2 separate regions of the Homo sapiens genome follow, and region 2 is linked to region 1. The links are chromatin contacts, found by POLR2A ChIA-PET in ENCODE. All regions are on one chromosome and are shown on one strand. The core of a region is the stretch at or near the end of the contact, and the rest is flanking DNA. Distances in the headings are between cores, read along the strand shown. Region 1 holds the start of AKR1C3 (aldo-keto reductase family 1 member C3). Region 2 has its middle 36 kb from the start of LINC02561.

The links. ChIA-PET counts read pairs that join two places held with the same protein, here RNA polymerase II (POLR2A).
Region 2: POLR2A ChIA-PET joins it to region 1 with 12 read pairs in HepG2. The contact joins the enhancer-like site here to the promoter of AKR1C3 in region 1. POLR2A ChIA-PET finds 5 or more read pairs at or near these places in 2 of 52 experiments (HepG2 and activated CD8-positive, alpha-beta memory T cell).

Annotation. Positions count from the first base shown.
Region 1 is chr10:5,092,418-5,096,470 of GRCh38, forward strand. AKR1C3 (aldo-keto reductase family 1 member C3) reads left to right here and starts at 1,997. Exons shown (of 9, transcript NM_003739.6): 1 at 1,997-2,111; 2 at 3,993-4,053. The coding sequence starts at 2,028. It overlaps LOC124900291 (U8 small nucleolar RNA), which reads right to left and starts at 1,126; the gene lies at 991-1,126. RefSeq lists an enhancer at 1,840-2,134.
Region 2 is chr10:5,232,720-5,236,772 of GRCh38, forward strand. No RefSeq gene overlaps it. Among named protein-coding and RNA genes, the nearest start is that of LINC02561, 36 kb to the right of the region's middle. Within about 2 kb of position 1,897, at least 3 of the 41 ENCODE cell types and tissues checked have a DNase peak (open chromatin) inside an H3K27ac peak, as active enhancers do.

The DNA of each region.
Region 1 (4,053 bases), core at 747-3,246:
TGTGTATACTACTTGGCTTGATGGTGTCCTACAAGCCCTTTAGGGTCTGTTCACATCTCTTTACTCTTTTTTTTTTTTTTTGCCTTAGACTCAAGGATGTAAAATATCTTATCCCTAAACATGTAGATTATATCTTCATTCTGCTCAAATTGCTGTTGAAATCCTCTAGTGAGATTTTCACTTCAGTTATATCGTTCAGCTCCAAAATTTGTTTGGTTTATTTTGTATAATTTCTACATCATTGTTGATACACTCATTTTTCCGTATATGCTTTTCCCAATTTCCTGTAGTTCTATTTCCATATTTTTAATTGGAAATTTTAGCATATTTAAGATAATTGTTTTAAAACCTTTCTCTACTAATTTCAGTGCTCATGGTTCTTCAAAAATAATTTCTGTCAACTCGTTTTCTTTCTTATAAGGGACTGTGTTTTCCTGTTTCTTTATATACCTTATTATTTTATTTGAGCATTTCAAAATATAGACATTTTTCTAACTCTATATAGATTTGTTCTGTGTCATGACGATTATCAACTAATATGCTTGGTATGTTCTTAGTCTTAGCATAAGCCCAACATAAAACCCTAAGGCCTTGTCAGCAATTTTCTGAACTTGTATCTGCCTGGACTGTGTGTGCCCATTAGTAGTTCCCCCAAATACCTACTGGCTTTTGAATAGCTTACTATTTCAAAAATTCACACCCCAGCTTCCCCTCAATGGGTTAGACGGACTATTGCACGTCTCTTCCCCTAATCTCTTGCCCTTGGCATCATACTACATTTCTACTCAGCACCCCCATAAATAAATAAGTTTATTTTAGTCAATTTCAGATCACTTCTTGACGCGTCCATGAGACAAGTAGGGGCCTTTTGATCCACCATATTGCTGAAATCACTCTGTAAAAGCTTTCAATGATTTTATATTATATTGTATCAATGTATAATAATTAACTTATTTCTCAACTTACTTTTTGGTTATTATTTGAGGAAAAGTAAATAGAACGAAATCAGGGCATTGCAAGTTCTGACAACTCCAAGATGTTGATAATGTATTGTGCAAACTACATTCATCATGTTCTAATCTGCCCTCCAAAGGAAGGAACAAGTGAAAACTATCCCACATGAGAATTATTCATCCATTTATATGTAATTAATTTCCAGTTTTTCCTTACAAATAATGTTTAACAAGATGACAGATTATATAAAATGGTTATCAGTTTTTTGGCTAGTTACTTCTTGATAGTCTGTAATAAACCTGGTTGAAGAACAAATACTATTAAGGCACTGCTTGCATATATTAAATGATGTCCAAACTCCAAAAACTGTTAATAATTAACACTCCAATAAAAACTACACCAGAATTTCTTTTTATTTGCACCCTCATCAGGATTACAGCTTTATCAGGACTGCATCTTCTTCAGAAATGAATATTTCTCTTACAACGCAAAGAAAGAAAAATCAAAATAAATTTTCTGATTGAAAATGTAAAAAGGCAAATATTTTTACAGTTTTAACTTTAATTTTTTATTGAGGACCAACTATTTGAAAAATTCTCATTAGTCATTCCTTTAAATTATGTGTATGTGAGAGAAAGACGTAAGATGGTTAATTATTTCAAATGATGCAGTATAAAGAAGGGGCATTATCACGGCAGAAACGAAAAAAGATATTTGTAGCTGGAGGTTTTTATAGTCTAACATATGGTTGCTATTTGTTCTACAAATCCTTTTGAATAATTTAATATAGAGATTTAGAATAGAAAATAATACTTTAGATAGAAATTAATGAGTTTATTATAACCATATATTATAATAATTTACTTAGGAATTCTCTTTGATAAGAAACAAATGAACTGAATGCAATTTTCTCCACAGACCATATAAGACTGCCTATGTACCTCCTCCTACATGCCATTGGTTAACCATCAGTCAGTTTGCAGGGGTGGGGGGAGGGGTTTCCTGCCCATTGTTTTTGTAATCTCTGAGGAGAAGCAGCAGCAAACATTTGCTAGTCAGACAAGTGACAGGGAATGGATTCCAAACACCAGTGTGTAAAGCTAAATGATGGCCACTTCATGCCTGTATTGGGATTTGGCACCTATGCACCTCCAGAGGTAAGAATAATTCCTTTTAGTTTTCGGATTTCAAAAGAATAAACCTAGTAGAAGTGAAACCCGTATTGGGTTGTAAGGTTCGTGTTCCTACCTTACTCTGGATGACTCACTGGTCTAGGTTTCCTAGGCTAGGAGAAAAAAGTAGGCAATCCTTGTTCTGCATTGAGGTCCATTCCTATGGTCACGTACTGCTTATTTTTCGTTTGTGCACTGTTTCTTTCTTCTGTTCATGTCTAGTTCCCAGCTTGGCAGAATATGTAAAACTCAGTATTGAAGAACACTGTTGGTCATCTCCCTCTGGTGGAGATTAATTGCAATAGGAGTGATTTCTCTGTTTCTACAACTGAAGAAATCTTTCCATCTTCCAAGAACATACGATCCAGAGAAATACTTATAGCAAAAATTACTGGATATGGTGTGCACAAAACTGTCGGCAGAGTATCACTGTTCTGATGGGCGGCAGTGAGTGCCACCCAGTATTACCGGACCTGGACTAGAGTTTCCACTGTACTATTTCACTTTTAAAAAGAACTTCCTGAAAGAAAAAAATACCACCTCATTTTAAGTAAAATCTAGAACCTAACAAAGGAAAGTCTAAATTCTTAGTCCTTTTTTGTATGCATCATATTTGTATCAAAGTGGTAGGAGTGGTCTTCTGACACAAAAATGAACAAAATGGAGACCTCATTTTCTAGATAGAACTTGTATTCCAAGACTGTCCTCAGGCTACTAAGTGTGTGAATAGGAACTAATTATTGAAATTTGAGTCTCTCACTTTATCGATAAGTTGTGATGATCTACAAGGATACATTTTCTAGACCAGTGACAAAAGTGGTTTAATTTTTAATATAAATTGGCATGGGCAGGAAATGAAAATAACGACACAACTGAAGCTCCAGCCTTGGTAAACCTTTGAGTGTTGGCACACTTAAAGACTGCTCTCAAAAAAGATTTAAAAAAAAAAAAAAAGACTGTTCTCAGGAGATGGCGGGGAGACCGTTATCTAGTTCCTTGTAATTTCAACGAAACAAGAAAGCTTCTTTAAATACATGTAAAAATGAAAACAGTTTATTTATATTTTTGTCATTAAAAAATACCTTTCAAATCTTTATCCAAATTTGGTCAATAAGTCAGTAATTTTAAATTTCACTGGAATTCTGTCTTTCCTGAAAGAGATAGCCTTATTTTTTATGGCAGAACTGTACCTTAGTAAATTCTTAACAGATTTCAGTGAATTTTTAATGTACAAATCGATATCCTCAGAGTATACATCTTTACCCCTAGTGTTCAGTTCTGTTGTGTAGCCAGAATGACTATGCAGAAAAGACTTAATAGACTACTATTCACAGATGCTTTATTTCCCAAGTGAACCCTAGTTGGGTCGATGTAACTAGCATCCAGTCAAAATCTCAAGAACTGAGACACCAAAGAACATCTCTTGTAGACAGCATTTCCCAAATACGATGTTGGAGGAAGTCTGAGTGAGCATTCTGTGTAATATCACTGGGAGAGAACTCATATGAGCTTGCACCGTTTCCCTTCTATACTCCATGTGATTTTTACCATGTATAATATCACTATATTAAAAATAATTAGGACTATTTCAGTCATGTTAACTTTTCCAACAAATCACTGAATCTGAGGGTGTTATTTGGTACCTCCATAACAGTGATCAACCAGAGATTGCCTGAGACTGAAGGTGTTTCTGGGATGCTCAACCTTTATTACTAACCAGGAAAGACTCAGGCAAACTGAGATGGACTTTTCACCCCACATACAGACAGGAGGAAAAGCTGATTCTTGTATAAAAGTCAATGCTTGTGCCTGAACTACCTCTCAGCCACAGTGATCACCAGATACTACCTTTGGTTGCTCCTCCAGGTTCCGAGAAGTAAAGCTTTGGAGGTCACAAAATTAGCAATAGAAGCTGGGTTCCGCCATA
Region 2 (4,053 bases), core at 647-3,146, 140 kb after region 1:
GGAGTGGTTCTAGAGGAACAGGAATCTAAGTATAAGTTTTCTGTACTGGTTGATTGGTTGTGGGGTTTCTAGATTGTCTCCCTAAGATTAGACTTGAAAACACTGAGGACTATTTTCAGTAATACAGAAAACAATGATAGTCCATGGCCTGAATTGTTTATAGAGATGTACAAGACATCTGCAATCATACTCTACTTAATGACCCATAGGAGGCAAGGAAATTGGTGACTCTACATGAGATACTTTTTCACATTAGTGGAAAAACTAAAGAATATAATTAGTTGGTTGGTGGCACCTAATGTTGCCAGACAGTGTTAAGGGAAAGACAAGGATGAGCTCATGGGTGAAATTCCCAGATCAAGCAATGCATGGGTTTGTTGGGAAGGAGAATCTTACGTCCTGTAGCCACAGGGCTAAAATTGCTGAAAATCAACACAAGTGACAAAAAAAAGCACAATGAAAGGAGAAAAAAAGACAGATAAATTGGACTTCATAAAAATTGAAACATCTTTGCGTGAAAAGAAACTACAAAGAGAATCCGAAGGCAACCCACAGAATGAGGAAAATATTTGCAAGTCCTATTTCTGATTAAGCTGAATTTGACAGAATTACATAAAATAGTTTATTGGATTACATACATGGGAAGGTCAAGACATTATTAGACTTAATTCCAAGTTGTCTTCAAAAACATCCTCCTTTTTTCTCTTGTATCTCTGCATTTTATAGCTTGCTTTTTGTCCCAGTATTTACATTGGTGGAAAATATGACCATGGGACAGTTCAAGACTCAAGGTCGTTAATACATGAGAGTTCTGTAGACCTTCCAATATCCACTGGGTCGGGGGACTGAAAAGAACATTGATTGACACTGTTATGCTCTTTTATCTGCCTTTGGACCATCATATGTCCAAAGGTATAAGAAACTGGTTGTCTACCCTGGGTCAAAACTGCAATCCAGTATTGCTGAACTTTAAGGTTAGGTAACTACTGCCTTTCCCAGTGAAAAGCATTTCCACAAAGCAACATACAGGGAGCAAGAAAAAGTAACTTAAGTCAACTAGGAGACCCCATAAGAAAATGGTATTAGTACATATAATAGATGCAAGATGTTAGATAAACCTATCTTCTAAAGACAATTCTAACAATTCTGTATGTAAAACACTTTGCAAACACCAGTATCTGAATCATTGCACCACTTTCCTCGTGGAGGTTTAATGTCCCAGGCCTAGATTTAGCTGGGAATACAGCTATAGGTGGGGACATCAATTTATGATGGTGGTAAAACCACTGCTTCTAAGTATTCGTTATTCTTTTCCAAGTGTGATATTGGCCCTTCAATTTCCCACAGTGGAGTCGAGTTTCAGATGTAACTTTTAGTAAGAATTTAAAGATAGTTTGGAGAATCACAGAGAACAAAACAGAAAATAACTTAGAACTACCCAATGTGGCCATGCTCAGAGCTCAGTTTCATTTACTTCAAATATTTACTGCACATTGACTATGCATTAGGTGAGTGCAAAAGTAATCGTGATTGAGCAATTGGACTTGGCAGCCTGTCTTGACACACCACTGTGCTGAGTGTTTGAGGAAGTGTTTCAACAGATGGCTGGGGTTAGTGTGTGTCATCATATTTGAGCGAGGATTAAGAGAAGGCAGGCTGCCTTGCTGAAGCTATGTGGTCTTCAAGTGAGAGTTGCAGGCAATAGAACTACTTTCCTTTTGGAGTAAAAGGAGGAATTCATTTTCAGTAGCCACAAGAAAAGTTTTTTTTTTTTCCAGGGTGGCTGGCAAAATGGCCAAATAGTAACAGCTCCAGTCTGCAGCTCCCAGTAAGATCTACACACAAGGCGGGTGATTTCTGCATTTCCAACTGAGGTACGTGGCTCATCTCACTGGGACTTGTTAGACAGTGGGTACAGCCCACAGAGGGCAAGCAAGCAGGGTGGGGTGTTGCCTCACCTGGGAAGTGCAAGGGGTCTGGGAACTCCCTCCCTTAGCCAAGGGAATCTGGTAGGGACTGTACCTTCAGGAATGGTGCATTCTGGCCCAGATACTACACTTTTCCCACCGTCTTTGCAACCCACAGACCAGGAGATTCCCTCGGGTGCCCAAGACACTAGGGCCCTGGGTTTCAAGCACAAAACTGGGCAGCCAATTGGGCAGACACTGAGCTAGCTGCAGTTTTTTTCATACCCCAGTGGTGTCTAGAATACCAGCGAGACTGAACCGTTCACTCCCCTGGAAAGGGGGCTGAAGCCAGGGAGCTGAGTGGTCTAGCTCAGTGGATCCCACCCCCCAGAGCCCAGCAAGCTAAGATCCACTGGCTTGAAATTCCCACTGCCAACAACAGCAGTCTGAAGTCAACCTGGGATGCTCGACCTTGGTGGAGGAAGGGGCATCCACCATTACTGAGGCTTGAGTAGGCAGTTTTCCCCTCAGTGTAAAACAAAGCCACTGGGAAGTTCAAACTGGGCAGAGCCCACTACAGCTTGGCAAAGCCACTATAGCCAGACTGCCTCTCTAGATTCCTCCTCTCTGGGCAGGGCATCTCAGAGGCAGCAGCCCCAGTCAGGGGCTCATAGATAAAACTCCCATCTCTCTGGAGACAGAGAACCTGGGAAAAGGGGCTGCTATAGGTGCAGTTTCAGCAGACTTGAAAGTTCCTGCCTGCCGGCTCTGAAGCGAGCAGATCTCCCAGCACAGTGCTTGAGCTCTACTAAGGGTCAGACTGCCTCAAATGGGTCCCTGACTCCCATGCCTCCTGACTGGGAGACACCTCCCAGCAGAGGCCAACAGACACCTCATACAGGAGAGCTCTGGCTGCCATCTGGCAGGTGCCCCTTTGGGATGAAGCTTCCAGAGGAAGGAACAGGCAGCAATCTTCACTGTTCTGCAGCCTCTGCTGGTGATACCCAGGCAAACAGGGTCTGCAGTAGACCTCCAGCAGACCTGCAGCAGAGGGCCCTGACTGTTAGAAGGAAAACTGAAACAGAAAGGAATAGCATCAACATCAACAAAAAGGACGTCCACACAAAAACCCCATCCAAAAGTCACCAGCATTAAAGACCAAAGATAGATAAATCCACAAAGATGAGAAAAAAAACACAGCAAAAAGGCTGAAAATTCCATAAACCAAAACACCTTTTCTCCTCCAAAGGAGCACAACTCCACACCAGCAAGTGAACAAAACTGGACAGAGAATGAGTTTGACGAATTGACAGAAGTAGTCTTCAGAAGGTGGCTAATAGCAAACTCCTCCAAGCAAAAGGAACACGTTCTAACCCAATTCAAGGAGGCTGAGAACCTTGAAAAAAGGTTAGAGGAATTGCTAACTAGAACAAACGTTTAGAGAAGATCATAAATGACCTCATGGAGTTGAAAAACATAGCATGAGAACTTCGTGAAACATACACAAGTATCAATAGCTGAATTGATCAAGCAGAAGAAAGGATATCAGATTGAAGATCAACTTAATGAAATAAAGTGTGAAGACAAGATTAGAGAAAAAAAGAATGAAAAGGAACAAAGCCTCCAAGAAATAGGGGATTATGTGAAAAGACCAAACCTACATTAGATTGGTGTACCTGAAAGTGACAGGCAGAATGGAAACAAGTTGGAAAACATCCTTCAGGATATTATCCAGAAGAGTCCCCAACCTAGCAAGACAGGCCAACATTCAAATTTAGGAAATACACAGAACACCACAAAGATACTCCCTCGAGAAGAACAACCCTGAGACATAATCGTCAGATTCACCAAGGTTGAAACAAAGGAAAAAAAGTTAAGGGCAGCCATAGAGAAAGGCCGTGTTACCCACAAAGGGAAGCCCATCAGACTAACAGCTGATCTCTCTGCAGAAACCCTACAAGCCAGAAGAGAGTGGGGGCCAATATTCAACATTCTTAAAGAGTTTTCAACCCAGAATTTCATATCCAGCCAAACTAAACTTCATAAGTGAAGGAGAAATAAAATTGTTTACAGAGAAGCAAATGCTGAGAGATTTTGTCACTGCCAGGCCTACCTTACAAAAGCTCCTGAAGGAAGCACTAAATAT